3 separate regions of the Homo sapiens genome follow, and all the other regions are linked to region 2. Evidence: chromatin loops called from intact Hi-C (ENCODE). Cell type or tissue: endothelial cell of umbilical vein. All regions are shown on one strand. Links, peaks and the distances in the headings refer to the core of each region. The heading gives the core; the rest is flanking DNA.

Region 1 (9,972 bases), core at 3,169-8,168, 180 kb after region 2:
ATTCTAAGGATCCCAAATGAGGAACAAATGGGCTAAAACACAGTTAGAGAAGCCTTCTGTGTCCAGTGTTGTGGCAAAGATGATAGAGCCCCAAAACCCCTGTATATAAAAGAAAAGAGAAAAGAAAAGAAAAATGTTACAACACTGGTTTAATTAGCCCAAGCTCAGGCTGTGAAAGCTCAGGCCTTTGTCTTTCTTCTCTGTTGGAGGAGACGGCTTTTTTCCGTCCTTCCCCTCCATTTAATCTTGCCAGTACCGGAATTCACTGAATAGCTCAGCTCTCTCCACCAACAAATACCCAAAATGATGAATAACAAACAACTCACCTATCTTTTCGATGGTTTCATTTACGAACTTCCCTAATACCTAAGGATTATTCTAGACTTCAAAGAATGCATTTTCTATCCGACTTTATATTTTTAATGTAGTGATAGAGTACTTACTATTTTCCAGGCAAACAGCAGACACGCAACACATGCTTGCTGAATGTATGAATGGACTCTGTTAAGCATTTCCACATATTCCATGTAATTTAACTCTCTCAGCAGCTCTGTAAGGTAGGGAGTATTCTTCCCATTTCCCCACTGAGGAAACTGAGTCTGAGGCAGGTGCTATTAATTGTTCAGAGTTATACAGCTAGTAAGTGGTGAGGCTGGCTTGAAGCCAGATCTTTTGTCCATACATCCCTGGGCAGGTGCCCTACAGGGCAACCCCTTTTGGATTCCTGGTGCTCTTCCCTTGGGTGTTTCTGAATGAGCTGACCCTCTCTCTCCTCCTCACCATCACCAGCCCTACCCAGTTCATAAGTCTAACCTCCAGCCGTCTTCTGTCTTGCTTCAGTATTCTTTTGGACATATCTTGCCACCCTGATGTTGTCATTCTGCAACATCTTATTTGAAACTATGGACAGCAATTCCCCCAAACTTTGTAGCAAGTTCTTTGCAATGTTTTGGTGGGATCACACAGCAGCCCTGTTAGGAGCGGTCTCTGCAGTCTCCTCATGCATCCCCTCACTGGGCAGACAAGCACAGCCCCAGGGCCGCTTGGAGGTTCTCTGTCTTTGGCAACTGCACATGCATGAATCTATTCCTTCATCACTACACCTGGGTCACTGTCAATTTTGGAACCACGTTACATTTTTTTTCCCTCTTTCAGAACCTAGAAGGGGCTGGGCGCAGTGGCTTAGGCCTGTAATCCCAGCACTTTGGGAGGCTGAGGTGGTGGATCACGAGGTCAGGAGTTCAAGACCAGCCTGGCTAACATGGCAAAACCCCATCTCTACTAAAAATACAAAAATTAGCCGGGCGTGGTGGCAGGCGCCTGTAATCCCAGCTACTCGGGAGGCTGAGGCAGGAGAATCACTTGACCCCGGGAGGCGGAGGTTACAGTGAGCCGAGATCATGCCATTGCACTCCAGTCTGGGCGACAAAAGCAAGACTCCGTCTCAAAACCAAACCAAACCAAACAAATACCTAGAACTGAGAAGGTCCCTTTTGAACAACTGGTCCAATGCCTCCATGGTTACCGCCCCCCACCACACCCCGCCACACACACACCTATGCCCATTTTACAAATAAAGAAACTGAGGTCCCTGAACTCCTGGATAAAACGTTACATCAGAGGACACAAAAAACAATGAATAACAAATGTTTTTTTCTTGGTGATTGATAGTGGAGGTATTTGAAAACATTCCTTTTTCTAGGATAGACGAGCAAAGAACTCATGGGCTGATGGCCCTCAGTATTCATCCTGTTATCGATGACAAGGCCTGTGTCGTCCCTGCCTCTATCAGCATGCTAGCTCAATTGCTCAGCATGTGGTGCCGATTGGAGTGCTCTTGCTCCACCACTTTGGGGCTGAGTGCCCTGAGACAGGGCCATGGTAAGACTTCTAGAAGAGAAACAGGAAGAGGAAACCTGTTAGTCAAGTATTTCAGCTTAGTATAAAGTACCTCCATGGCACGTCCGTGGCCTTGCATGCAAGCACACACAAACACACACACACACACCATCCTGCCCCTTTGATTCAAATAATTATATCCATAATACGTTGTTTAATGAAAAAAAAAACATCCCAAGGCTAGTGTTTGGGGACAGACCTCCCTGCTTACCTGGTTTGCTGAGAAAATTCCAAGATTTAGAGTCAGAAGAAACGGGAGTAGGATCCTGGCTTTGACGTTTACACAATGTTCAACCTGGGGCGAGTTCCCTTTGGAGTTGTTTCCTGATACATAAAATGGAAATGCCACAGCATTGTTCACAGTGGTGTTGTGGGCACTAGAACAATAAAGCCTGTGAAAGCCGTTTGCAAACTCTAAAGTGCTGCCCAAACAGGAGTACAATTAATACCAGATTTTTACTCCAGGGACCTTCTGGGAAATTCATGTGCTCTGGGGTAAGGGGATCTCTCTCTTTCAGGGCTATTCAACACATGTGGACAGATGTCTTGTCACAGTGCTAGCGGGCGAGGGTGAGGCAGAAATGGGGATGGTGCAGGCTCCGTCCATTCTATTAGTGAGTCCAGGACTACCCTGAGTATGGACTGCCTCTTGAAGTAGTGAGCTCACCATCACTGGAGATATTTAAGCATGGAACAGACAATCGCTTTGCAGAGAAGCAATGGAGGAAATCTAAGCATCAACTGGATGTCGGAATTGATGACCTTCGAGGTTTCTGCATACTTCTCTGGTTTTATGGAAAGGAAAAAGAGAGTTCCATTCAGCAGGGTGTGTGGTTTGAGTTCTGCCAGGGGGTCATCATTCAAACACAAGACAGTGCAGGTCTTTCTTGGGGTCTATGGATTCATGCTGGGGGAGTGGGAGAGATGGACACACAGCAGAGCTCTGAGTGACTACAGGACAGAGAGGTGCTCCGGGGCAAGGCAGTCACAGTGTGTGCATGCCCACCCAGTCCACGCTGCTGCTGCTCACCCTTCTCTAGGGTAGTGATGCCCACATGGCTTGTCCACTCAGGAAGCCATGGTGGTTTCTCCATGCCTGATGCCCAAACTTCTTCACTTGATATCCGTCACCATCCAAGGACTGCCTCCAGCCAACCAGCCTAATCAGCCAAACTGACCCTCTCATGATTGCTAACAAGCCATGGCTCTCCTTCCTGTTTGCCTTCCCCCACCTAGAATGCCTTGCCCCACTTCTTCCACCTCCCCAGTCTCTGCACAGCAGAAGCACTCATCCTTCTAGGCATCACTTTAATGCCACCACCTCCAGGAACTCCTCCCTGATTGCTCTCCCCCCTATTCTCCAAGTGATTTTTCCCTCTGAGCTCACTTCATCTTTCCTTCTCTTGTAGGGCTTATTCTCTATATTAGAGCTAATTGTGGGTATGTTCTGTCTCCCTCTACCAAAATTTAAATCCCTTAAAACCAAGTTCTCTGTCCCTCTATTCCCCAGCAACTACCCCAGCACCTGGTACCTTTCCCAGCACCAGCAAGTGTTTGATGTTGAATAAGTAAATAAACAAATGCACTTCTACTTCCAAACACAAAAATCAGCAGCAGAACGAACTGATGGATTCATTCTTCTCTCCCTGAGTGCTAAGTCTGCAAAATGCCACATCTGGAACACAGATAGAAGATCTAAGGGATGTCAGCAAGAGGAGATCACTGGAAAATGGGGAGTACAGAGATAACATCAATTGGTAATGTGAAATCATCTAATAAATGGATCGGTGATTAATCACCAATTAACCACAAGTCCCAGGACAGATTTTCGAAAGGTGCTCAGAGTTATTGGGCCTACCCAATAAAAAATTATAGTAATCATGACCTGATTTAATTTTTTAACACTGTTTTACACTACTCTCATGGGATAGTCAGGCCAAATGCAACCTCAAAGGGAGGAGTTGGGAGTGGTGGTGTGATGGTGTTGAAAACACTCTAGTCTGGGAAACAGAAGATGTGGGCTCTCTCTTAAGCTCTGCAACCAATTTGGTATGTAGACTTGTCAGAATGATGACCCTTTCCTTCCCCTTCTAGCCTCCTGTAAATCACAGTGGAACTAGGTGCTCCCTCAGGTTAGAGAACGTGTCTGGTTTTTCCATCTGCCTTTGCAATGCTTTGGCTGTTTCCCACTGACTTCTAACAAAAGGCCCTCTGGGTCTACTTAAACACTGGCCAACTAACAGCAGCACATTGCTGGCCAAAGCAAGGTTGACTGGTGAGAACTGTGAAATGGGAGTCCTGAGAAAGAGAGGGCTCCATCAACTCATGAGCCAGGATCTGCCCTTCAGTTTTGATGTTACAGTCACTGGAGATCATTGAACAGGTTAATCAAAGCCAGTGGTCCTGGGTTGGATTCCTTGCTCTGCCATTTTGTCTTTTGGTGCCTCAAGGCTCCCACAGATAAACTGAGGCAACATCTTTGAGCCAGGCTCCTGGACTGCATATTTGCTAAGCTGGCCACAAACACTGCTTGGCCTTCCTCAGAACCCAGTGGTGGGAAGCAGCCCTCTGCGGTGCAAGGAAGAAAACCAGGGATGTCCCCCACCCTCTGCCACCCACTGCCCAGTGCAAATACAGTGCCCATCCCTCAGCAGCAAGTAATTAAATGTTCCCAGGGTGGCCTGTAAATTCTTCACTTCTCTCTTTGGGAGGTAGAAAGGAAAGGAATTCCTACTGAATATTTCTCTATTTTTCTATCTGTGGGTGAATGTGGGTTGAGAGACTGTGTATGTGTAAGCATGGCCCCCCAACCCTGTGCCTTACACAACTAGGTATTTACACACCAGATGAACCCTGCAGGGAAAGGCAAGTCCCCAGCTGCTGTGGAATTTTAAGAGATCTTTCTGGAATGGCCTTATGGGATGTCTGGTTCTAATTGCCTCCATCAGCCAGAGCTGGCGAGCTGGCAGGAGCAATGAGAGGTGCAACTGAACAGATTCCAGTTCACATCAGACCCCCAGCCCTGCCAGAGTCCCCCCAGGGCCAGAAAAGAGAACAAACGTGGCCAAGACGGTGGGTGTGGTGTGGTGGAAAGAACACTCTGCTGGAAGTTGGAAGGCCCAGCCTGCGGCCCAGCCCTGCTGCTAACGCCCTGCCTCTCTTTGGATCCATCACTTTCCTTCTCGGGACTCCAGTTTCTCATCTGCTGAATGAATAGTGAGGACTGGCTGATCTCCAAGGCCCCTTTCTAGTCTAAGATTCAGTGACAGAAATGTCAAGTTCTCATTGCGGAGGGGAGACATTTTCTTCTGAACTTTAAAATCAGGTGCTCTGCATTTTAGATCTTTAAGAAGAATGGGGAAGGGGCGATTTCATTTCTACCCACTATAACCGACCCTTGTCCCAGCCCCAGCCCCATTCCTTCTTCTTGCTGGCTGGGTTGGCTGGAGGTCTGAGCGCTGACCCCGCCACAGAGGCAACAAGATCCCATAGTTCCTTAGTGCCCCCTATAGGCCCCAAAGGCAGTCACACTGAAACGGGAGTGTCCGTGAAGCCACCTTCTCCCCAGCAACACAGGGCTTCGTCTGCTGCAGAGCCTCCGACTTTAGAGGCAGGTGACACAAATGGGCCCCTAATTTGTGATGAATTTCTTCTCTTTTGAGCCTGTTGTTGTTTTAAGGCTCAGACTAAAACCAGTTAACCAATAGCCCCAGCAGGCTGGGATTTGAACACCTCACAGAGGGTCACCAAATAGCAAATACTTCTAGTCCTGCACTTGCCCCGCCAGCCCCTGCCAGGCCCCTCGCCCCACTAACCCCTGCCACTGATGCTTGCACATCTCCAGTGACTGGGAGCTCTTTTCTCTCCAAGTCCATCTGGATCAGTTAGGAATTCTGTTTAGCTGGTAGTAAGAGTCCTAATTGGAGTGACTTTGCCAAATTGGGAGTTTATTTGCCCATCTAAAAGACATCTGTAGATAGGCTGCAGCCTACAAAATGATCAATCATTACCAGAGCACAAGCCTCGCATCAGCCCTGTAACCTCATGGGCTACTGCAGAGTCCCCTGCAGAGGACTACGGGGAACGCCAAAGGCCAATGCAGCGCTCTGCCCACCAAGTCGGGCCCCTTGAAGACCCACGTCATGACTTGTGCTTGCGTCTCGTTGGCCATCCTTGCTGCAAGGAGGGCTGGAAATGTAGCCTCATCACCACTCCAGATAAAACTGGAATCCGATACTAAGGAAGAAAGGGGGAATGGACACTGGTCAGCAAGGAACAGGCTCTGCCACACCGCCCGTGTGCCTTGAGAGAAGTACCGAATGGGGTGGCAGCTGTGTAGTTGCCTCTTCCGGATGCTAACCTCCCTCTGTCTGCAGAGCAGGCGTGGACCTCTTGTGTGCTGCCTCACCTGGGTGTGCTCACCTCATCCAAGAGAACTCCTTGCCTCCTCACACAGGACCAGAGCCTTGCCAAGTTGGTTGGGAGAGATAGTATCTGCCAGATCACTCTCGACTGCAGATGATGCCAGGGAGTAAAACCTCCAACTTCCCCAGAGCCAGGCCTCTCTGGTGCTTTCCTGAGAGAGAACCACGCCGGCTCACCTACAATGACCCAAGCCCAACTCCAACACGCTCCCCAACCCCCACCTCCCCACCCACCTCCAGCGCTCTCCGCCAGGTCTAGAACCAGTGGATATCTCTTGCCAGCAGCCTCTGGCAGCTTTCTCCTAGTCTCCCCGCCCCGTGGGGGAGATCCTCATTCCACGTTTTAATACACACTCACTCCACAGACAGTTCATTGCTTTCTCTCCATTTGTTCTGCTGGGAGCCAAAGCCACTCACCAGTTCAAAGGAAAAAAAAAACTTTTCAATGTTTAAATTTGATATTTAAAATTGTAGATGTAAAACACAGACAAAACTGACTTGGTGTTCTTAGTTTGGCCCAGCTAACACCACAGCTAACTTCTTTTCCTTCCTTCCTTCCTTCCTTCCTTCCTTCCTTCCTTCCTTCCTTCCTTTCTTTCTTCTTTCTTTCTTTCTTTCTTTTTCTTTCTTTCTTTCTTTCTTCTTTCTTTCTTTCTCTCTCTCTTTCTCCTTCTCTCTCTCTTTCTTTCCTTCCTTCCTTCCTTCCTTCCTTCCTTCCTTCCTTCCTTTCTTTCTTTCTTTCCTTCTAGATGGAACCTCACTCTGTCACCCAGGCTGGAGTGCAGTGGCGCAATCTCGGCTCACTGCGACCTCCGCCTCCCAGGTTCAAGCGATTCTCCTGCCTCAGCCTCCCAAGTAGCTGGGATTACAGGCATGTGCCACCATGCCCAGCTAATTTTTGTATTTTTAGTAGAGACAGGGTTTCACCATGTTGGCCAGGGTGGTCTCGATTTCTTGACCTCATGATCTGCCCGCCTCAGGCTCCCAAAGTGCTGGGATTACAGGATTTTTTTTTTTTTTTTGAAATGAAGTCTTGTTCTCTTACCAAGGCTGGAATGCAGTGGCACAATCATAGCTACTGCAGCCTCAACTTCCTGAGCTCAAGTGATCCTCCCATCTTAGCCTCCTGAGTAGCTGGGATGACAGGCACATGCCCAGCTAACTTATTTTACTATTTGTAGATATGGCGTCTCCATATGTTTCCCAGGCTGGTCTTGAACTCTTTCAAGAGACCTTCCCATAACAGCTAACTATTAATATTTAATCAGCTGGCCTCTGGTTTTCTGGTCTCAGATGTCCCAGGTCCACCAGGCTTAGAAGGGAGGCCATTTCTTCCATCAGGCTTGGAAGGGAGGCGGTTAGTTCCCAGGCTCTGCAGCATTTGGCGAATGTCCTTGGACTGCTGCATGGTCACTTTCCTATGAAGAAAACTGAGGCACAGAAAGGCTCTCTACGACAGTTGTCCCTTACCCTGGGCCAAGATATTCAGGGTAGAAGAAGGGCCCAGGTGAAGGGAAGAGAAAGCTGGGGGCAACACAGTGGGCTCCATTTGGGGAACCATTTTCTTTTTCTTTTCTTTTTTTTTAGACGGAGTCTCGCTCTGTCTCCGGGCTGGAGTGCAGTGGTGCAATCTCAGCTCACTGCAACCTCCGACTCCTGGGTTCAAGTGATTCTCCTGCCTCAGCCTCCCGAGTAGCTGGGATTACAGGCATGCGCCACCACACCCAGCTAATTTTTGTATTTTTAGTAGAGATGGGGTTTCACCATGTTGGCCAGGATGGTCTCGATCGCCTGACCTCGTGATCCACCCACCTCGTCCTCCCAAAGTGCTGGGATTACAGGCGTGAGCCACCGCGCCCGGCCTGGGGAACCATTTTCTAAATCTCCCAGGCATGCGTCAGGTCTTACTGTGTCTCCATCTGCACTTTTTCACTTCAACGGCCATCTACATTATTCAATAACTGCACCAATTGTTCGTTATACGAAACTGCATTCTCTTTACAGAGCATCATTTCAAGCAGGCTTCAGTTTTTGCCACGCTTGTTTGACGGGGTCTAAATGTGCCTATTCTTCCTTCCTGTCACTTTCATCCATTCAGTTCTCTCATGAGACTGAACATGTTTGAAGAGAGAGACCCTTAACTATACAATCAGACTAGGATTTCCCTTTAAGATGGAGTTTCCAGGAATGAACTCTGCTTAAAAGCAGAGACCACCTCTTTGGGAATGTGAGGGAGAGAAATAATCAGCTTCAATTTGTGAAGAACCATTTATCATGAATGCTCTGAAACCATGTCTGTTTTAGATCTTTTCTCCAGCATAATTCAGTGATTGCACATATATCATCGAAGCTTCCTAGACTCCTGGGCTCAGCAGATGGCCCCCCAGAGGCCAGCTTTTCCATTTCTCATAGTATACTTAGGCAAAGACAGAGTGTCATTTTAGCACTTTCCTAGTTGGTATTTTTAAAAATATATTTTTGTACTGTTTAATGCTAGGTATTTAATACCTGGGAGTACTTAAAACCCTAATGGCAAGTTGAATTATCACTGCTTTGCAGCCATGGAAGCTAAAAGAAAGCTTAGAAAAAAATGATTTGGTGCATGTGTCATCTTCAGTTCAAGGTGGAAGGAGAAACCTGAGTCCTTTGACCGTATCATATTGACAGCGTGACTTCTTCCTAGCGCATCTGAGTATATTGAAGTTATTATTTAGAAAACTCAGCCAAGTCTCTCTGTTCTCAGATGCTCAACTCTAATGCCTCCAAAGCACAAAATCAGAGTAGCTCAAATAGGGCAGCAGCTTAGTTTGGATAAATCATGTCAGTCCCTGGATGATTACTGTCCTTATAAAGTAGGGGTCACACCCCCCAAAGAGCAGTGCAAAATCTCTTGGAAAATGTACATGGGAGATGCAAAAAAGAATGCATCTGCAGTCATCTCTTTATATCTATGTGGAGATTATCTGTTTAACAAGCATTAAATGAGAGGTTCATCTCTTTTTTTTTTTTTTTTTTTTGACAGAGTCTCATTCTACAGTCCAGGAATGCAGTGGTGTGATCACAGCTTGCTGCAACCTCTACCTCCTGGGCCAAAGTTGTCCTCCCATCTCAATCTCCTGAGTAGCTGGGACTGCAAGCACACAGTACTAGGTCTGTTTTTTTGTTTTTTTGTTTCTTTGTAGAGATAAGGTCTCACTGTATTGCCCAGGCTTGTCTTGAACCCCCGGGTTCAAGCTCTCTGTGTGTCTCAGCCTCCCAAAGTGCTGGTATTACAGGTGTGAGCCACCATGCCCAGCCTGCATTGTGTTTTGTCTTGGGTTCACAGTGTAGGGTTCACATTCGGACCACTGGTGCAGAAGAGGGTAAATTTAAACCCCTTCAAGTCACAAACTTGCAGGTATACGTGCTAAGTGAATAAAAGGAGGGAGTTCAAGTGGCTCACAACTATAATCCCAGCACTTCGGGAAGCCGAGGTGAAAGATCGCTTAAGGCCAGGAATTCAAGATAGCCTGGGCAACATCTCAAGATCCAATCTCTACAAAAAATCTAAAAAACTTTTTAAAGGTGAGGGCAGTGGTAAACAGTATAATACACTGATTTTGTATTTAAAAAGGAAAAAGGAATAGGGATACACATATACCTACTTATT
Region 2 (9,972 bases), core at 2,153-7,152:
TGGGCCTCATCTGGGCTGCCTGGGCATCTCAGGGATGCTGGCAGGGAGGGGCTTTGGGAGTGGATAGGTATTCGTGTTCCCCTCTCAGGGGAGACAGGAGCAATAGCACTGGCCTGTTGTACAAAACCACAGCTGTGCGCCTACAAGGCAAATGTTTGCAAGTCTTTCTGTTTTATTCTTCGCTGCAGGTCTTGTAATGTCCACTCAGGAGGGAATGCTTTGAACCGGGCATCAAGCTCTGGGCCGGATTCCAAGTCAGTCTAAAAACAGTCTGAGCTCCCCGCTCCCCCGACGCCCGGACAACCCCGGTCCCCTACTTGCTGGGCAGAATGGATAAAAAAGTGGGTTCTCCCTTCTGCCTGCCCCTCCCTCCTGTCGGGTCCTCACACTGCCTGAACAGCCCTGTGCTAAGCCAAGGCACGGACCAGACCAGGAGATTTTCTTATGGCAGAACATCTTCTCCCCATCTGGACCCCAGTGCTTTCTCACCAGAGAGACAAAGTATTCATATTTTAAAGGCTCCACGTAGCATGTCCAGAAATTTCCCATGTTCTTCAGCAGGGTAGGGGTGGGGAAAGGGCCCAATGAGGCTACGGACTTAATAGCTCCTAACAGCTGTGGAAAGTTTGATGCAGCAGGAGCACCCAGACAGAAAATTAAAAAACTAATAAAGTCCTCAGTGTGGGGGCGCTGGCATCAGGACAGCTTTACTTCTCCAGACACCTAATAAAGAGACATTCCGGGACACTAACTCATAAGGGAAATCCGCAGGGGTCACCGAGAACAGTGGAGAGCAAACCATGGAAACACAGCAGTCACTCACATCACTGCAGGGAAGTTTCGTTTGCTTCTCCTCTTTTTTCCCCCTTTTCTTCAGTTTAGAAAAATGGCAGGGTGCTCAGGACCCAAAGAAATACCACAAAAAGGGGTGATTCCAGAAGTCCTGGATGTAGAAACCTCACGTTCATGGGCAGAATAAGCGTGAGGCTGATGTTTGACACTTCCGGTGATGGTGGCTGCAGAGGGCATTGAGATGGGAAGGTGGTTTGGCTTCAGGAGGTAGCAGAAAAAGGGGGTTTTGAGAATTGAGGTTTATCCACCTGGATTTTGTGAAGTACCATCCTTACAGTGGGTTTTCTTTTGTGGATTCTCCCACTGGGGATACTTGGTCATTTTGGATCTGAGTTTCTTGTGGTCTGCTAGGTGATGGGTTGCTGGTTGAGACTTTTGGTTTTGAGGGGCATTTATGTTATTTTGACTTGGTTCTCAAGTTTGGCTGTCTATTTGAAGAAAAAATAAATGGTGACTTTGGGCATTCAGCCAAACCATTCATAGTCAGTTGTGGAGAGACTCCGTTGAGTTGGTGGTGCTTGTCTTCTCACACAGATAATGTACGGGTGTAAAAGATGGAAGGAACGAAGCAGCCAGTTAAGAAAAGAGAATAAAAAGTGGGGAATAAGACAGATAAAGCATCTGCAGTGTTGAGTTCAGTTCAAGTTTTTGAGAGAAGCTCAGGTTATTTATCACTTTCTGCCCATTATTCCAGCTAATTTGTAGTCTGGAGACCAGCAGTCAAACCTGTTCCTTGACATTACCTGTCCACAGCAGTGTTTGCAACTGAGTAATGTCACACTTGCTCTAGAAGAATATAGTTTCATATTGTGCAAATTAGTGAAACGGCTTTTGCATATTGATCTTAAGAGAATCCTTGTATAGATTCTCTGAGGTCTCGTGGTGTGAGGGCAAGAGAACGGGAGACAGGAGATCTGGGCCCAATCCCAGCCAGCACTGCCACTAACGGGACTGGGTTGCTTGAACAAGTCACTTGCCCTGCACGACTCAGTTTCTTGTTCTGTAGGATGAAGGGAGTGAGACATAACTTCTAAGGCCTCTGGCTGCTTCCACACACTGTGAGTCCCTGAGGTTGGAAGGTTGGTCTCTGCACTGGAGTTCCTGGCTCTCCTGTGTTAGAAAGAGTGTTTTCTCCTGGCTTTCCATTCAGTTGCGGCTTGGCAGAGGCAAAGCTGCAGTCTTTGGGTGTGTTGCAGGAGAGGTCTGTGGTTTTGTGAGCAAAATGAAATATGGGCTTTTGAACTTCTCAAGTTCAGCAACCCTTTTCTGGCCTTTACTGTTTCTCTCTGGGTTTCTTTCTGTCTCTCTGTTTTCATTAAAAAAGTTTTTTTTTTCCTCCATGAGAATAGTCCCATATTTTAAAAAAGAGCAATGTTTCTGTGGGGTGGGAATAGGCTACCTTCTAGTAGGGAACACTCCCTGAGGGAGGCCTGGGAGGTTGTGGCTCAATCTGAAAGGATCTCGACCAGTGCTTCGTAAAATTTGCAGCGCATGAGAATCACTTGAGCATCTTGTTAAATGTGGATTCTGGCTGAGTAGGTTTGGGTGGGACATGAGTTCTGCATTTCCAGCGAGCCCCCACGTGATGCTCGCTCATGGACCACACTTTTATTACCAAGGCTAGATGATCCCAAGTCAGGCCTCCCCTGAGCTCCTGTAGAGTGGAGAACTCACAGGATGGGGACACTGTAACCAGGTTCTTCAGCCTGGGGCTCTTCAGGCCTCTAGGTTCAGCCTCAGCCTAGAATGAACCTGCAGTCAGCTCTTAACATAGGGAATCTTATCCCCTGGAAGGCTGGGCTGTCATAAACTGGCTGGGAATCAGACTCTATGGAGGTTCTTACTTTTGCTGTCTGACCCTCGAATGGTTTTCTTTTTTCTTTTTTTCCTTTCTTTTTCTTCCCCTGGCTTTGGGAGAAGAAAAATTGGACTGTGGGGTAAAGAAGAACAATGCCTCAATTAGCTAGAAAGCTACAGTATTGAATTAAATGAGCCCCATGCTATGGCTCATTAACAACATCCTATTACTTAGCAAGTCTATAACTAGTGTTTCAGCTAAAGAAAGAAATGTAAATCATTTAATACACCTTTCCTAATTGAGCTGTGCACCAGGGGCACCCTCCTAATGGTATTATGGCACCAATTACCTCATCAGAAGAGAAGAGCTGCTTTTATGACAGGTTTTGGAAATTAAAATGGCAGAGAGATGTCTTTTAGGAGGAGTAATTCTGGGCTGGGCTGTGCTGAGCAACGAGCAGGGGCTGAAAGGGCACGTGGGGCCCGGGTGCTAAAGGCGGGACGGTGACCCCTGTCTGGTCTGACCCCCATCTTGGGGATGAGATCTGAACTTAGTCTTTTCATACTGTCTGGTCAAGAATGTGAGCCACAGTGGCTCTTGTACTTCAGTGTGTATAAAATCCACTGGGGAAGCTTGTTAGAAATTTAGATTCCAGGGCCCCACCCTGAGATTCTGACCCAGGAAGTCTGGGCTGGGCTCCAGCCAAACCATACTTGTAATAAGACCTCTGGGAAACTCCCTTGCAGAAAGCTGAAAGACACTGTTTCGAGAAACATAGCAGAGAAGGTCCCAATGATTTCCACCAAAACCCAACTACGTGTCTGCAGGTTCCTCTATTACTAGGGGTTTTACCCGTCCCAAAGACCGGATTGAATGAGACTTATTTTGGTTTGCTTCTTCAGACACAGCACAGCTACCTTCCTCCTTTTCTCTCTGCTTAGCCTGCTTTGGTTGGTACATGGGGTAGAGCAGTGGGGCAAACGGGGATGACTGTTTGCTTGGGTGTTCACTCTCTGTGTGATGTCGGGCAGGGCATTGTACGCTTGGGGCTGCAGTTTCCGCACCTCAAAATGTGCATGGTCAGGTAAAGGGTATGAACACGTTATTGATCAAGACACTTTGTCTTTTTTGCGACTCAGTTTTCCTTATCTATAAGATGAGAATGTTGCGCTTTATGAATTTGGCGAGTGTAAATAGGAACTGAGATTCTCTTTCTGGCAGCTTTTCATGGTTTCCTTTCTGTGGCAAGGAAAGGAAGAACTTCAACCTCCAGATTTTGTGTAAATATTGAATCTATAGCAATGGTTTTGTGGAGTGTTCCAGTTTCCTAGGCTGATGATTAATGTGGTTTTCTCTGTGAGTGTTGAGCCTTCTCAAAAGGCTTTTCCTGCTATTCCTGTGAAATGCACAAAGGCAAAGTGTTAGTCCTGCTTTTTTCTCTATTGCCATGTGGAAGGGGGAGCAGATGCATTCTGCATTCCTCACAGGGCAGAAGACATGTCAGCTGACAGACGTGGGGAGGCAAAACTGGCCTTAATCTGATATGAATTTCCTGACAATTACAATGACCTCCCTGATCCCAGACCTTTGCTGGCTTTATATTGCCTATCACATCACACACAGACTTCCCTGTTTGGCCTGCCGTGTCCCCATCATTTGGCTTGAGCAGGCTTTGTTAATCCTATATCCTCGAAGTAACTTGAATTGTGGGGCTTTAACTCACTTTTATTTATTTATTTATTTATTTATTTATTTATTTATTTATTTATTTTTATTATACTTTAAGTTCTAGGGTACATGTGCACAACGTGCAGGTGTGTTACATATGTATACATGTGCCATGTTGGTGTGCTGCACCCATTAACTCGTCATTTACATTAGGTATATCTCCTAATGCTATCCCTCCCCCCCTCCCCCCTTAACTCACTTTTTTGATGCTCGCTCTCCAATCCACATTTCCAACTAGGTCCTATTCTACATGTTCAACAGCCCGCAGAGCTCCCCCAGTGGACTATGTTGTCATTACTACAAACCTAAAACGTCCTCAGGCACATCCATCAACTCTCCCTTACCCTTGTTGCTCTTCCCATTGATCTCTAGTTCCAGTTGCAGAAGCATGGTCTAGGGTTAGGAAATGAAACATAGCTTGGAAGATCCCAAACCTCCTCATTTTATTAAACACTCTATAGCTAGAATCTATTGCTTTGAAATAGCTCAGAGTTTAATAGTCAGAAGAAATCTTTTCCAGTTCTTACAGCCCATACCGTTTCTTCTTCCAAATCAACAATGAAACGTCTCTAGGTTTTATAGCTTTTGGGTCTGGTTAAATCTCATGTGTAGGAGAGAATGGTCTGTTGGCAGCACACGTGCAAATGGGGTGTGTAGACAGCATAAGCCGAGTGTAAATCCATGGTAGGTGCATGCCAAAGAAGGTCACATATGTCCGTTTTCATTAAGAAAAAGTGCAGCCTCTTGTGTGAGCAAAGGTATTGTCCTGATCAACTTGCACTGATTGAAACATGCCTGGGGTGCTTCTTAACTTATTATTATATTATCGTATGTGTATTACCTTTCCGAGCTGTCAAAGATGGTGACTTTAAAGTCGGCCATTACTAAGTCATTTCTATCCATTTCTTTCTGAATTTCCACGAATTCTTGCTTTATTTGTTTTTATTCTACATTATGTGGCAATTAAAGCATCATGACAGTTATTTACATGCTATTCACTTTTTCAATATTTATCTAAATGTCATGTAAGTTTTCCGTTTTAAATTCTACTTTGATACAAAATATTGTGACCCTGTTTTCTTTACAAATTGAGTCTTTGTGCATGTGATGTATTTGCTAGCTTATCCTTTCTTATTCTAATGCTTTTCTTTATTTGAGGTATATATCTTGGGATGATAGCATATTGATAAGTTTAGTTTTTCAAATATGGGAGCTAAAGCCACTTACATTTGTTATCACAGTTACCATTTTTGTTTTAACTTTAGTCCAGTTGCTTATGCTTTCTGGATTTTAAAAATATTTTCTTGCTCTCTGCTTAAAATTGTTTGTGTTATGTTGTTTGTATTTTCTATTTTTCCACTAGTGATATGGAAGGTATAGGTCCTATTTTAAAATTCTATTGGGATTGCCCTGAAAATTTTAAAAATACACGAATCTATATTTTCCCAATTTTTGATTTTTAAAAATGCTACCTATTGATTGTTTCTTATGCAAGGTGAAGAAATAACCTTTTATTTTCCCCTCCTTCCTAAGTTCACTCAGTTTCTTATTTTATGTATTTAATTTTGGACTTTAGACTCAGGGGTTATCTTTATTTCCAACGTACTGTTTTATAAACATTTTCAAACATACAGAAAAGTTGAAAGAATTCTACAGTAAACACCCACGTGTCTACCATCGCCATTTTCCTATACTTGCTGTATCATGTTCTGTCCATCTATCAACCCGTGTTTAAAACAAATGCATTTCAAAGTAAATTGAAAATATCAATTGCTGTAGTTTGATGTTTGATTCTTCCAAATCGCATGTTGAAATTTGATCCTCAATATTGGAGGTAGGGCCTAGTGGGAGGTGAGGTGGGGCCTAGTGGGAGGTGAGGTGGGCCTAGTGGGAGGCCTTCAGGTTGTTGGGGTGGATCCCTAAGGAATAGATGAATGCTGTCCCTGGTATGGGAAGGAATGAGTGAGTTCCTGCTCTATTAGTTCCTTAGAGAGCTGGTTGTTAAATAGAGCCTGGCAGCTCCCCTCCTCCTCTCTCTTGCTCCATCCTTCACCATGTGGTCTCTGAACACGCTGGCTTCCCTTTGCTTTCACTATGAATGGAAGCAGCCTGAGGCTTTCACCAGATGCCCAGTCCCTCATCCAGCTGAACTCTGAGCTAAATAAACCTTTTTTCTTTATAAACTACTCAGTCTCAGCTATTCATTTATAGCAATGTAAAACAGACAAAGACATCAATATACTTCTTGAATACTTCTGCATAAATATCATTAACTAGAGTTTAATAATTGCTTGCAGTATTTTTCTTTGAGGCAAAATTTACAAACAATGAAATACACAAATTTTAAGTGTGCATTCATTGAATTTTGACAAAGGTGTGCCAGTTATTATTTTAAAAATTATTTTCTCTTTCAAGAATTACTGTTTTGTATTTAAAATGTCTTTTACAACCATACTTTAGAGGATGTTTAATTGATTTTTAGCAACCACTATGACAGCTGGGCATGCTAGCTCATGCCTGTAATCTCAGCACTTTGGGAGGCCAAGGCAAGAGAATCACTTGAACCCAGGAGTTCAAGACCAGCATGGGCAATGTAGTGAGACCCCCATCTCTACATTTTTTTTTTTTAACTGAGCATGGTGGCATGTGCCTGTGGTCCCAGGTACTCAGGAGGCTGAGGTGGGAGGATCCCTTGAGCCCAGGACACAGAGGCTGCAGTGAGCCAAGATTGCACCACTGCACTCCAGCCTGAGCAACAGAGTGAGACCCTGTCTCCAAAAAAATAAATAAATAAAATAAAATAAAAATAAAGTAACAACCATGAGTTCCATTTCATTAGAACTTCTCCATTTTTCGTTTTGAATAATTTCTAGTTGGCTGGAGTATGATTTAAGTAGTTTTTTCAAAAGTAATGTCAGTGATATGGCTTAGGAATCTGAATAATTGAAAATTTTTGTAAGAAAATGTAAAGAAATATAAGAAATTTTTTTCAGACATGAATGACAACTTAAATGAGTTTAGAATTCTTGACTAGCAGGCAATTTTTTGCACTCAAAACTATAAACATTTCTCCATTTTCATCTGATGTTTAATGTTATAGAGCTATCTGATGCTAGTCTATATTTCTATCTTTGTAGGTAAGCTAACTTGTTTCCTGTCTAGGTAATTGTAAAATGCTCTTATTGTTCTTGAACTTGAGTTCATCTGCTAGTTGAAGTCTTTAAGGTAATTTTGCCAGGTACTTCGTGAGATCTTTTGATGTGTAAATGTACATTTTTATTCAATTATGGCAGACGTTGGTAGTGGTTCCTCCAAATCCATAGTTTTCTTCTTAGAAACATAATTCCTGATATGCCTATGGACACATAGCTGCATGGAATAAAAAATATTTCGCCTTCCTTATGGTTTAGTTTCACAGCTGTCACGGATAGCTGACCCTGGTCTTAATGAAAACATCAGCTCAGGAAAGTTTTCTTCTTTTATATTTTATTTTGTTTGTTTTATTTATTCTGCTCTTCCCCGCGCCCCAGGAACATCTCTTCTTTGTGATTTCTATATTATCTCTTCTTCAAACGCAACAACTTTTCTCTCATTTTTTATATCACTTTGCCTTTTTCCTCCTTATTCCATGGCAGTTTTTCAGGTTTCTCTCCTGCATTGACAATTTTGTCTTGTCTCAGTGCCTGTTCTACTCTTTCTCGCTTTGAGTGAAAATTGTAATTTACTATTTCTGTTTTAGTTTCCTTAACTTTTGTGATTTTGTGATTTTTCGCCTCTGCTGAGCCAGTGCCCTGCTCATTGCTGCTTTTATCTCTCATTTTTCATCATTTGATTTATCTTTTATTGGAATTTTTATGGAACCTAAATCTGAGTTTCCTAAATTTTGTAATTCATGTTTGCTTTTTAGAAAGATACTTTCTTTTTCTTTTTCTTTTTTTTTCCTTTTCTTTCTTTTTTTTTTTAGATGGAGTCTCACTCTGCTCCCCAGGCTGGAGTGCAGTGGTGCCATCTTGGCTTGCTGCAACCTCCGCCTCCTGGGTTCAAGCGATTCTCCTGTCTCAGCCTTCCAAGTAGCTGGGATTATAGGTGTGTGCCACCATGGCTGGCTAATATTTGTACTTTTGGTAGAGATGGTATTTCACCATGTTGGCCAGGCTGGTCTCAAACTTCTGACCTCAACTGATCCTCCCACCTCAGCCTCCCAAAGTGCTGAGATTACAGGCATAAGCCACCGCGCCCAGCCAGATACTGTGTTTTTCTGTATTTTGAGCCTAGTTTTTCTGTCTTATATAATCCCCATGTTGGTTCTCTTTTACTTATAAGAAACGAGAAAAAAGTATGTCTAGTTCTGCTGTTTGTTCATAAACAATGCGAGTACATTTTTTTTGATGGAAGTAAATTTATGTGACTGCTTAAGACGTGCAACAGATGGAGGGGAGTAGAGAAGAAGCTGGGATCAAGGGCAGACAATAGGGGACAGAGGCAGAAGGAGGGAGCTGGAATTACCACAGGCTTAGGGAGAGGACTGGGGCTCCTTGTCTGCACCCTTCTCTACCAGTGATGCAGCTGCTGGGTCCTGTGCTGACTTTCTGCATTTCATTTTCTTTCTGCCTGACTTAACACTAGGATGAAGCTGTGTTTTCTTCTATCTCCTTCCTTGAGTTGTTGTCCACAAGGTGAAGTTGGCTCCCTTGTATAATATCCGTGTAATGGAGCCATTGTGCTTATGCCGGGGTCTCCTACTGCTACTGCTTTCAAATGCTCCTCATCTACAGCTGAAGCAAGTCCTGGTCTTCTTACCTAACCTGCACACGACACTCCCTCAGCCCTCCAAAACTGAAGTGGGGCAGTCATGTTTGGTGGGGATCTCAAGGTCCTTCTGCCCTTTACTTCCTATAACCACTGCTGTTTTTGAGGAAGAAGAGCTGCAAGACTGTCCACAGTGTCTCCCGTCCTCTGGTCCCATCTAAGCCATATTGAAAAGGATGGTGCCAATTTCTACCATGTGGAAGGTGCACTTGCCTTGTTCCCAACATTGCTGTAGTACTTTTTCTCCCCTTTCACCAAAGCTTTTCCTTTTTTATGCTTCTCTGGGTTGTTTCAGAGGGGCTGTTGGTGTAGAGGAAGTTAAACACTTAAATGCAATGCCTTGTTACCCAGAGGTCTATAAAACACATCCTTTAAGGCTTTTTATATTGTGAGAGCATATATTTTATGCTATAAATTTATTAAAAACCATCTGAGTCTTTGCAGCAGCACAGGACTTGGAGTCAGAAGACATGAGCTTCAGCCCTCACTCAGCCTCCCATTTACTCATCTTTAAAATGAGAATAGTACCTTGCATGGAATGAGATCAAGAATATGAAAGCATATCTACATCCTTAAAAGGTAAAAACACATAAGACATGGCAGCCATCCTTTCTTTCTCTTTTTGCCTCTCAGGCTGAGCCCTGTGGTATGGAAAGTAATTGATAAATCCTTACTGTTAGTTATTGAAAATGAAAGTCCAGGAAATACTGAAGAATAACTAAGGAGAGAAAAGGAGTGAAAGAGTAATTGAACACATTATTACTATCTTCTTTGATATTTATGTT
Region 3 (9,972 bases), core at 1,861-6,860, 120 kb before region 2:
CTAAAGCTCCTAGGCTGCCTCTCACTACGAAGCCAAGCTTCCCAATGCAGGAATGACTTGCCCAAGGTCACTTTGGGTGTGGATGGCAGAACCAGGGCCACCTATAGTTTTTTCACTCCTGTGATCAAAGAACCACCCAGAAAAAAATGCTGTTACAGATTGGCATCCACTCTTGGAAATGCCCACTCGAAGGGCCACATCAACCCTCCTCCCCTCCCACCCCCTTTAAGGGTACATTATGACATTTCTGTGCAGCCCGTCCTGCTCCCATGGGGCAGAAAGCCTGAGGAAGGATGGGCCCAACAGCAACCCAGCAACCCAGGGGTTCAGCATTTTCCAAGGCCCTTGCTCCACCCGAGAGCCCTAGGCAGAGGCCTGGTCATCTCCCTCCGCCTCCAGGCTCAAGGGCCCCTCTTTCACCCCAGGACAAGGACTAGCCGGCAGGCTGGACTCAGTGGTGGGCAGTCTCTAAATCACTCATGCAGAGGTGGGAGAGGCCGCGGCGGTGGGGGGGATTTTCATAGATTATACTGAAAGAATGACAATGGTGAGGGAAAGGGGCCGGTTCCCACAGTGTCCAGTCACTCCTGTGAGGGGCTGCGGGAGCCAGGCCTGGCCGCCTCTTTCTCTCTGGGCAGCAGCACACACAGTTTTTAATAATTAAGTAACTTTAATTGTCCTGGGAAAGCCGAGCTCGCCTTGGGGCACAGTGCACAAACTCATAATTAATGTTACCAAGAGAGGTTAGCAAAGGAGAACTGAGAAATGATTCACTTTTTAAAAAGCGCCTCACTGTTAAGCCTTATTATCTGAAGTTTGGAACCTCATTTATCTGCTTTGAGGAAGAAGAAAAAAAAAAAAAACGACCCAAGACCCAGAAACAAATGCATGTGAAATTAAAACTCCATGCCTTTTAATGCAGTTAAAAAACATCAGAGAGGAAAATGTTGCCATTTATCGATTCCACCCTGGTGACTGAGGGAAGATTTCAGACAGAGGAATATAATTAATAAATAATAATAATACATTAATAAAAACTCAAGCTTTTTACTGCTATCTTGTTGCTTAGAAGTTATTTCATTTTAGGATTCTATAGAGTAACTTTTCCTCTTTAGTTCTTACGAGACATATACCAAACTCTGTGTAATTTTCAATGATTATTCATACGCAGTGACGCTAGGAAAGGGTCTTGCATGCAGGTGTTCAGTAAACATCTGATTAATTAATAAGCACATCAATAAGAGGGAAGAACCTCAAAAAGGAAAGAGTGTCCCAGCATAAACATGCGTGGTCAATATGAAGGCAAGCCCAGTCCGTCCTGGGAGACGTTTGCGATGGTGACAAAGGGAGGGTGGACAGAAAAATGGGGAATAAGGGCCTGGCACAGTGACTGTAATCCCAGCACTTTGGGAGGCCGAGGTGGGCAGATCACCTGAGGTCAGGCGTTCAAGACCAGCCTGGCCAACATGCTGAATGAAACCCTGCCTCTACAAAAAAAAAAAAAAAAAAAAAAAAAAAACCAGAAAAAAAAAAATAGCCAGGCATGGTGGTGCGTGCCGGTAATCCCTGCTACTCAGGAGGCTGAGGCAGGAAAATCACTTGAATCCAGGAGGCGGAGGTTGCAGTGAGCCAAGATCGTGCCATTGCACTCCAGCCTGGGTGACAGAGGAAGACTCTGTCTCAAAAAAAAAAAAAAAAAAAGAAAGAAAAAAAGAAAAATGGGGAATTAAAATATGGTGGTGGTGATATGGCTGGGAGGGGTGGTGGGAGGGAAAAGCCTTGAAACTTAGGAGAGGGTGTCAGAGCAAGAGAGTGAAACAAAGCAAAGAACTTGGGCCGAGTGTGATCCTCATGTATCATTAATAGCCCATAAATAGTATTACCTGATTGATTACCCTAAATTAGTGAGTGTGTTTCCTTAGGACGTCCTAGTGTCCCCACAGCACTGCCCTGTTCTTTCTTCCATTCAGACAGACGACAAATCTTTATATCCTAAATCATGAGAGTCCCAGTTTTTCCAAGCACCATAGTAGATTTTCCTCCATTTAGTCAACTCACATTGAGTGGATGCTGCTACGAGTAGTTCCAGATGCCAGTTGACATGGACATGGATGGAAACAGCTGGAATGCAGGCAGGACACTTTGGCTCTAAACCGAGGTACATAATTCCCTTCTTCTCTCTGAGCCTGTTTCCTGGTCTGTAAGATGGAAACGTGTGCATAGATGTGAACTCCTTGGGAGGTGAAAAATGATATTAGGAGTTCCTGAAGCAACTTTTCTAGGTGACTCATGGGATGGTGGAAGGACTCAGTCCTACCCAGAGGCTCTGTTCTCACCACAGGTCGACCAGATACAGCTCAGATGGCCCCTCCTCCCTGGGGTTGGAGTAGGAGCTGGGGAGCAGTTTGTGCCCTGAAGCCATCTGGAGGGTGGGTGAGCAATCAGGCCCTCTCCTGAGATCTTTGCTGTTCCCTGGGTGTGAGTTAATACCCAAGGAGAGGCTGGTGGGTAAATAATGAGGTGGTGGCTGATTGAGCTCAAGGTGTGATTCCTCTCAGGGGTCTTTATGTGTGAACAGACAACTCACAAAGAATGAAAGCTTTAAGACACGGAGGCATGAAGCATTTTCTTTCTGGGGCTGTCCGTTTGTGACCTCAGGCAAGCTTCGAAGCTGGGCCTCCATTGTCTGACACTAGGGGAAGGGGGAGTAGGGGGTACCAAGGGGCCTCTCCCAGAGCTTTGCCTGCGCAGAGGTTCCTGAGCACCTGGACACTCAGGCATGGAGATGCACTGGGGTGGAGGAGGGGTACAGGGAAACGGGGCTGGCCAGGCTCAGTGGCCACAAGTTAGAGGCACTCATGGAAGCTCGACTCAGGGCACGGGTTGGAAAATGCACTCTGATAATAACTCGCATGGCTAGTGCCAGCCCTTGCACTCCTTTGGAACACTAGGTGTTATGGAGTGTGTGTGTGTCCCTCCTTCACACAGTAGTGCACCATACGTACTGTCTCCATAAGTTGCTTTCTTGCTCTTAAAAACCATTTAAGAGCATTTTGGGAGGCTGAGGCAGGTGGATCACCTGAGGTCAGGAGTTCGAGACCAGCCTGGCCAACATGGCGAAACCCCATCTCTACTAAAAATACAAAAATTAGCTGGGCGTGGTGGAGCACGCCTGTAATCACAGCTACTCGGGAGGCTGAGGCAGAGAATAGCTTGAACCCGGGAAGCGGAGGTTGCAGTGAGCCAAGATCACGCCATTGCACTCCAGCCTGGGTGACAAGAGCAAAACTCCATCTCAAAAGAAAAAAAAAAAAGAAAGAAAACAAACAACAACAACAACAGCAATAAAAAGCGTATCCTGGAGACAGCTCCATATCAGAATGTAAAGTGGTAACAATCTTTTTTAGATGGATGGTTAGCATTTCATTTTATTTGACCACAATTTTCTAAAGTACTTGCTGCTGCTGGACGTCGGGTAGTTTTTACTACGTTGCCATTCACAGTCTAGCCTTTAACATTACCTGCATTACCTATTGATGTAATTTGGTGCAGTGAAAATTGCTGGGGACAAAAAAACTGAGATGAAATTCTATCCTAAATCTGTTTGAATTAGGTTTGACTCTAGGCAAGTGTCACTGCCTTTGTGGGCCTCAGTTTTAGCACCTGTCATATAGGGACATAAGACTCCATCTAGTACCGGGTGTCCCTCCCAGGATGTCTGTCTCTGACCCCTTGAGCCTCCCCGAACCCCAGAAGCAGCGGAGCAGCCCACAGAGGGTCAGCCCCAGCTGGGGCTGTGGGTGAGGTCAGTGGAGCTCGGTGGCTGGGTAAGCCTCTCCGTCGCAGATCTCGGTGATGCAATGTTGCACTCCAGCAAGTTTGGCCTTGCCCTCCCCTGGATCCAGCGTGACTCAGGGCCTGTAGCGTGGCTTCCCCCGCAGCAAATGAGCTGCAAGACACCTTTCTTGGCAATGGGCTTAACGAGGGCTCCCGGAATGTCTGATTACTCATCTGTTTTGCAACGGCAGCAAACTCCCAGTGAGAAGAGGCAGCTAGCGTGGCTTCCTTCCTGAATTAATGACTTAAGCATTATGAATGACTAATCAGTTCAGCCCCGAGCAGAACCGGGTGGTTAAGTTGGGGTTGGGGGTGGCAGTGAGGCAGATGCTGCTGGTGTGGGGTGTGCTTTCACCTCTGCTTGAATGCTTCTGGGCCTTGATGCTCTCCTTTTGGGGGTCAGAATTGGGGCCGGACGTCCCAAGACACTGACCTCCCCCTTCTCCTAAGGCCTGTCTACCTGCCACTCCTCACTGTCAGCTGATGGCAAGCTTCCCTTCCAGTCTTAGCTTGGGTCATGCAGAAGGAAATCTAAATGCTTATAGGGAAATCGCAGAATGAAACCCAGGGTGAGAGGGCCAAATGCATTTTGTATGCTATACTCTGCTGTGTACCTAAGAGGGATTTTTGAAATTAGTCTTATTTTATTTTAATTAATTAATTTATTCATTTTGGGACGGAGTTTCACTCTGTCTCCCAGGCTGGAGTGAAGTGACGCAATCTCGGCTCACTGCAACCTCCGCCTCCCAGGTTGAAGTGATTCTCCTGCCTCAGCCTCCTGAGTAGCTGGGACTGCAGGTGTGCGCCACCATGCCCTAATTTTTGTATTTTTAGTAGAGACGGGGTTTCACCATGTTAGCCAGGCTGGTTTCGATCTCCTGACCTCAGGCAATCCGCCCACCTCAGCTTCCCAAAGTGCTGGGATTACAGGCTTGAGCCACCCTGCCCAGCTGAAATTAGTCTTTTACTGGGAGAAAGGCATAAAGGTGGTGGGTAGCTTTCTTTTTTTGCCACACGTTTGGGATAAGAACTACAGATCAAGAACTTTAAGGAATTTTGCATCTCTTCTCTGGCTGGTTTCTTCGCCCCTCTTATCTCAGACAGCTTATTGCAGACTCTAGGATTAGTGGGGAGCAGGAGGGAATGTGTCCCCTTTAAGGCAAAGTCTCTGGTTTCACTTCCCAAACATCTGCCTCGCTCTTGGGGAGGTCCTCTCTGACTGGCTCTGAGCATATAAAGTTAATTTGTGTGGGGATTCCTGGAGAAAGGCCAACTAGAGTGAATTTTTGATGATTCTGTCTTAAGAGATGATTTCCACAAAGGCCAGGTCTATCCCCATCTCTTAGGTTGGGAAGCTGATGACCTTGTAAGCAACAAGGCCCTTCCGATGAGATGAACTTTGCTACCATTGTTGCAAAGAAAGTTTTCCTGCCTCCCTCCATTTCTTTTCTCAAGGTTCCCCTTTCGGGTCTGCCCCAGCCCGGCCCTCTGCTTTCCAGCAATCAGGCGACAATTCTTTGTGGTGCTTGAGAGCATGTCCAGATGATCACTGTGCAGTGCAAGTCTCACCTGGGCCTCACGCCGCTGGCCTCCCCTGGTCCCTATCCCAGAGGCCCTGACACAAGCTCCTTTGTTCTGGGCACTGGGTCCTGCCAGGCGTTCCCTCCTCTTGGCCCAGGCTCAGGTGGAGAGCTCTCCCCATGTCCCTAGCTCCTCAGAGAAGAGGGTCCTTTCCTGTTGGCTCCTTCCCCATGGCTCCACTTGGAAACTGCTCTCCTGATGGACACGCAGGATGTGCTGCCTCAGCCTGTGCCATTTTGGGCTTGGCCCACAGGAAGTTCTCTGAGCATCCAGGCTGTCCTGGACCACCTGTCTTCACCACCACGCACTGGGCCTTGCCTCTGGGGTTGGTATTGAGATGCTTTCATGGCTCCACCGTGGTCAGTCCACTCACACTCACCGTGGGCTCTCTGAATTTCCTGCGCTTCCCATCGTATCTCCTTTCCAGGACTTTGTGGGCTTACGTGCCCTCTCGAGGTTGAAGGGAATCGCCATTTAATACAGGGCTCTGGCCAACACAAACATTCAGTTGTTGAATGGATGCATGGGTGCATGGCTGTGATCTTGGGCATGCCCACATTGTCTTAAGAACTTTAAAATTGCCTTTTGCTACATCTGCCTGGACCAGCCCCTCCATCCTCAATCGCCTTCCTGGGCACAGGTTCGCTTTCTTTGGAACAATGGGAGCAAAGTTCATCTCATCAGAGGGCCCTTACTGCTTACAAGTTCATCAGCTTCCCAACCTGAGAGACGAGAATAGAGTCGGCCTTTGTGGAAATCATCTTTTAAGACAGAAACTTTAATGATTCAGAACAAGTCGCCCTAGTTGGCTTTTCTCCAGGAATTCTTTCATAAATTTACTTTTAATGCTCAGAGCAGATCAGAGAGGACCTCCCCAAGAGTGAGGCAGACCTTTGGGAAGCAGGCCTTCCCAAATATGAGGTAAAATGTATTTTTTCTCTTCCAAATTCAGAGTCTCTTAGCATCTGGATAAGCCTAAGTCCTAGTGTAAAATGCTCCAAGAGATAAACCCTGTGTTTCTCTCCTCTGCCGAGTGCCTCTCTGGGCCTTGGGCTTTTGCCCCTTTCCCCATTTACTATCCTCCAATCCACAGCCTAGGGGAGCACAGGCTCGGCTCTTAGTGCAGAAATCATGCCTTTTTAAGTAGAGCACCAACATGTCTATTTCTGGAGACTAGAGACAAAGCTAATGCACCGTCCACTTTAAGATCAACAATCTATTTGACTAAAGAGGATATTTTCTTTTCTGTTCTTTACCCTATCACCTTCCTCTGGGTGCTTTTCACACTAAGTGCCTGAAATCACAGGGCATGGGCAGTATTTTTCTCTTTAGAAATCCTTTTCAGGCAACTATGTCAAGAATGTTTTCCTACTTTGGGCTGGATGGGAGGGGGGCAGAAGAAAGAGGATTAATCCCCCAACATGGGTATTTCTCTGAAAACAGACATGCAAATGTTGGGCTTGTCAGACTCTAAAATGTTTTCTTTATTCTTGAGAATTACGGCATCCTGCCTGCTGAGCCTGGGAGGCCTGACAAACTGAGCACCGGCACCACGGTAGCAAAGCAGCAGAGTGTGGGAAAGGGAGGCAGAGGCACGCGGTGGGTAATCGGGACAGTGAGGGACAACCGCCTTCCACATCAAGCCACCCCTCCTTGGCACCGTTAGGTTGTAGCTTCCCTTCCAGGAACTGGAGATGGGGAACAGCGAACTGTCAGATACCAGTTCACAGACATGCTCATGATCACTCTGTAGGTTGGGGACCAGCTGGTATCACTTGGATCCTCGGGCCAGCTGGCTGAAGCTTATTCCTGCCAACTTGAGTATAACAATGGAGCCCTCGAGAGACTGTCTTGCATGGGATAGCCATCTGAGACTTCTGGCCGGGACTCTGTAGGGGTCTCCTCCACCAAGCGACTGGGATGGGTGAGGGGGTTGGATTTAGCAAGTGCTTCCCAAGAGCTGCTAAATAATTGCAAAGTTCCTCCCTGGGTCTTGCTATGGGGGCCTCCTAAGACCCGCTGTCCCTAGGCGATGAGTTCACAGCTTTGTGGGAGAGAGAGACAAGAGAACATGCAGCTAACAACCTGGGCTAACTGCAAAAAGAGAAGCGCAAACATTCTCCTCACCCTCCACCACCCCCGAATATGGTCAAAACATTTATACCAGGTGAGAGCATAGTATAAATATGTTACTGCATCTGCAGTGCTAGAGAAGAGCCATTTAATTTTTTTTTTTTTTTTTTTAGTTTTTGGTTTCTTACCCTTAACCCGAAAGGATGGAAACGGAACAGGAGGTGACCTGCCCTGCATGACTGAGGGTGCTTGCATTAGGCACAGGGTTTCACTGTGGGTGCAAGAGGAACCATGGAAGGGCTGCTCTCTGCCCCATCCCTGGATTATTGTTGTGAGGATCAAGTCGAATAGGGGTTATGCTTAGTTTTGTATGTTATAAATCAATAAGTAACTAAAACATAATATTATTTTCTTGATAATTGCAGGCTTGAGAGCTCAAAAGATGTTTTCAATTTATTGCGTACCTGTGTTCCCAGGCTATCTAAGGACTTCCCACATGTTAGACCCAACTAAAATCCAAGCTTGATGAGAGCAGGGAGTTAGCCTTCTGCCAGGAGTTAGCCTTGTGCCAGTCACATAGTGAGACTTCAATAATTTTTTTTTAATGGTAGAAAAAATGATTTCTAATCCTGACTGCCCCCTAGGGCATTAGCCTTGCTGTACAGATGGGAGTATGGAGGCTCAGAAAGGTTGAGTGACCTGCTCTAGGTCTCACCACTAGCTAGTCGGTGAGTTGGGGTAGGAGCTCAGTCCCTCTGTCTGTGAAGCTCAGGCTCTTCCCATGATGCCCAAGCTGACCTGGAGCTTTACTGAGCTTAGTTGTCCTTGACAGAGCAGGCTGCTGTGCCAGGATCATGTGGGATCCTAGGGACAGTTTCAGGGACAAGCAGGTTCTCCCTTCCTGGCTCCAAGGACAGTGTAAAAAGTCAGCCCTGATTAACCTTGTAAATCATGAGCTCTTCTTTTCAAAGAAAGGCAGGACAGTATCTGTGGCAGGCAGAATAATGGTAACTCAAAGACATCCACATCCTAATCCCTACAACCAATGAATATGTTATGTTATGTTATTGGCAAAAAGGAATTAAGGTTGCAGGAAGAATTAAGTTGGCTAATCAGCTGACCTCGAGATGGGGAAACTATCCTGGATTATTAAGGTGGCCCAGTGTAATCACAAGGGTCCTTATAATAAAAGAGGGAGGCAGAAGAGGCAGAGTGATGTAATGTGAGAAAGACTCAAGTGGTCATTGCTGGCTTTGAAGATAGAGAAAGGGGCCACAAACCAAGAAATGCAGGCAGCTTCTAGACGCTGGAAAAGGCAATAAAACAGATTCTCTCCTGGATCCTCCAGAAAGGAAATACCGCCTGGCCAATACCTTGATTTTAGCGCAGTGAGACCTGTATTGGACTTCTGACCCCAGTACTGTAGAATAATAATATACTAATATTGTTTGAAGCCACTGATTTTCTGGTAATTTCTTAGAGCAGCAATCAGAAACTAATACAGATTTTGGCAAGCAGCAGGCCTCAAGCAGGCTTAGCCTGTGCCCTGGACTCCAGGGAGAGACATGGTAGAAGCAGACACAACACTCCAAAGCTTTCTGGAAAGCTCCTCTTCAGACTGCCTCTTACTCCAGCCAGAATACAGAACCCAGGGGGTCACATGCTTTGAGCAGCTTCACAGATGTGCAGTGGCAGCACCTTAACCTGGGCCCACACCGCATACCTCTCACTTCCTGTCCTGGACCACAGCCTTGTGATACTGACACTTATCACTCTGCATCCTAGAACTGTGCAGGGTTATCCCCCACGGAGCTACCCTTGACCAACAGAGGACAGGAACCTATGGCTAAATGCTTCCCTCTTTCCACTGTCGGGTGGGCAGTTCTCAGATGCGTTCCACACGTTCTTTAGAAGTTCCCAAGGAATTGAGCACTAGTTTCTCCTGTGGAAGCTGCATTAGGAATGCATCTTTTTATTGGTTCTCCCCTCTTTCTGGTTTCACTCTTAAACTGTAACTCACTCCTGCTCCTTGGGGTCACCACCTGAATCAACACCACCTGTATGTGAACCTTTGCCTCCAGCCCTACTTTAGGCGGAAGCTGTGCTTGAATACAACAGCTGCTCTTCTAGTATTTGCCTGAAACTATATCCCCCCCACCGCCCCCCATCCATTCTCACATTGCTGTGGGGAGCTCACAAGGGGTTCTGGTGGCAGTGAGCCCTGGGGCTTGTGAAGAGCTGCACGTCCCTGAACGAGCTTCCGTCCTGAGGTCTTGGCTGAGGGCTCAGAGGAGACTTGCTGGTCTAGTTCAAGATGGTTGGATAAGATCCCAAGGGGTAGTTTTGAGGCTCATGGGAACATCAAGAGTCCTGGTTGCTTAGTCACCCAAGTCCCCCGACTCTGATGTGCCTCTCTCAGAGCACACCCATACTTCTCTCAGAGCAGTGTGCCTATCATTCAGAACAGATGCTTTCTGATGA

Evidence for each region. A loop is a pair of places that touch in the nucleus more often than their neighbours do. Peaks named below come from ENCODE experiments on the same cell type or tissue, not always from the same donor. Only the 100,000 strongest peaks of a DNase experiment are listed, where the experiment ranks them.
Region 1: a loop joins it to region 2, with 5 times the contacts of the local background. A loop is called at or near these places in 24 of 110 quality-filtered maps.
Region 3: a loop joins it to region 2, with 4 times the contacts of the local background. A loop is called at or near these places in 4 of 110 quality-filtered maps.

The regions. Positions count from the first base shown.
Region 1 is chr3:193,783,744-193,793,715 of GRCh38, reverse strand. LOC105374283 (a long non-coding RNA gene) reads right to left here and starts at 6,464. Exons shown (of 4, transcript XR_924839.2): 1 at 6,322-6,464; 2 at 2,567-2,684; 3 at 2,111-2,223; 4 at 1,632-1,890. RefSeq lists an enhancer at 1,410-2,067. In endothelial cell of umbilical vein, for the core only: a CTCF peak has its summit at 5,429 (motif pointing left); a DNase peak (open chromatin) is centred at 5,385.
Region 2 is chr3:193,965,041-193,975,012 of GRCh38, reverse strand. All of the region lies in intron 1 of LINC02026 (long intergenic non-protein coding RNA 2026), which reads left to right. Among named protein-coding and RNA genes, the nearest start is that of LINC02026, 34 kb to the left of the region's middle. In endothelial cell of umbilical vein, for the core only: a CTCF peak has its summit at 4,669; DNase peaks (open chromatin) are centred at 4,132 and 4,632; H3K27ac peaks cover 375 bases.
Region 3 is chr3:194,083,733-194,093,704 of GRCh38, reverse strand. LOC102724877 reads right to left here. Exons shown (of 6, transcript XR_002959666.2): 4 at 2,059-2,198. Among named protein-coding and RNA genes, the nearest start is that of LINC02028, 18 kb to the right of the region's middle. RefSeq lists a silencer at 6,611-6,905 and an enhancer at 9,056-9,105. In endothelial cell of umbilical vein, for the core only: no CTCF peak of the experiment used is centred there; DNase peaks (open chromatin) are centred at 3,994 and 6,794; H3K27ac peaks cover 1,744 bases.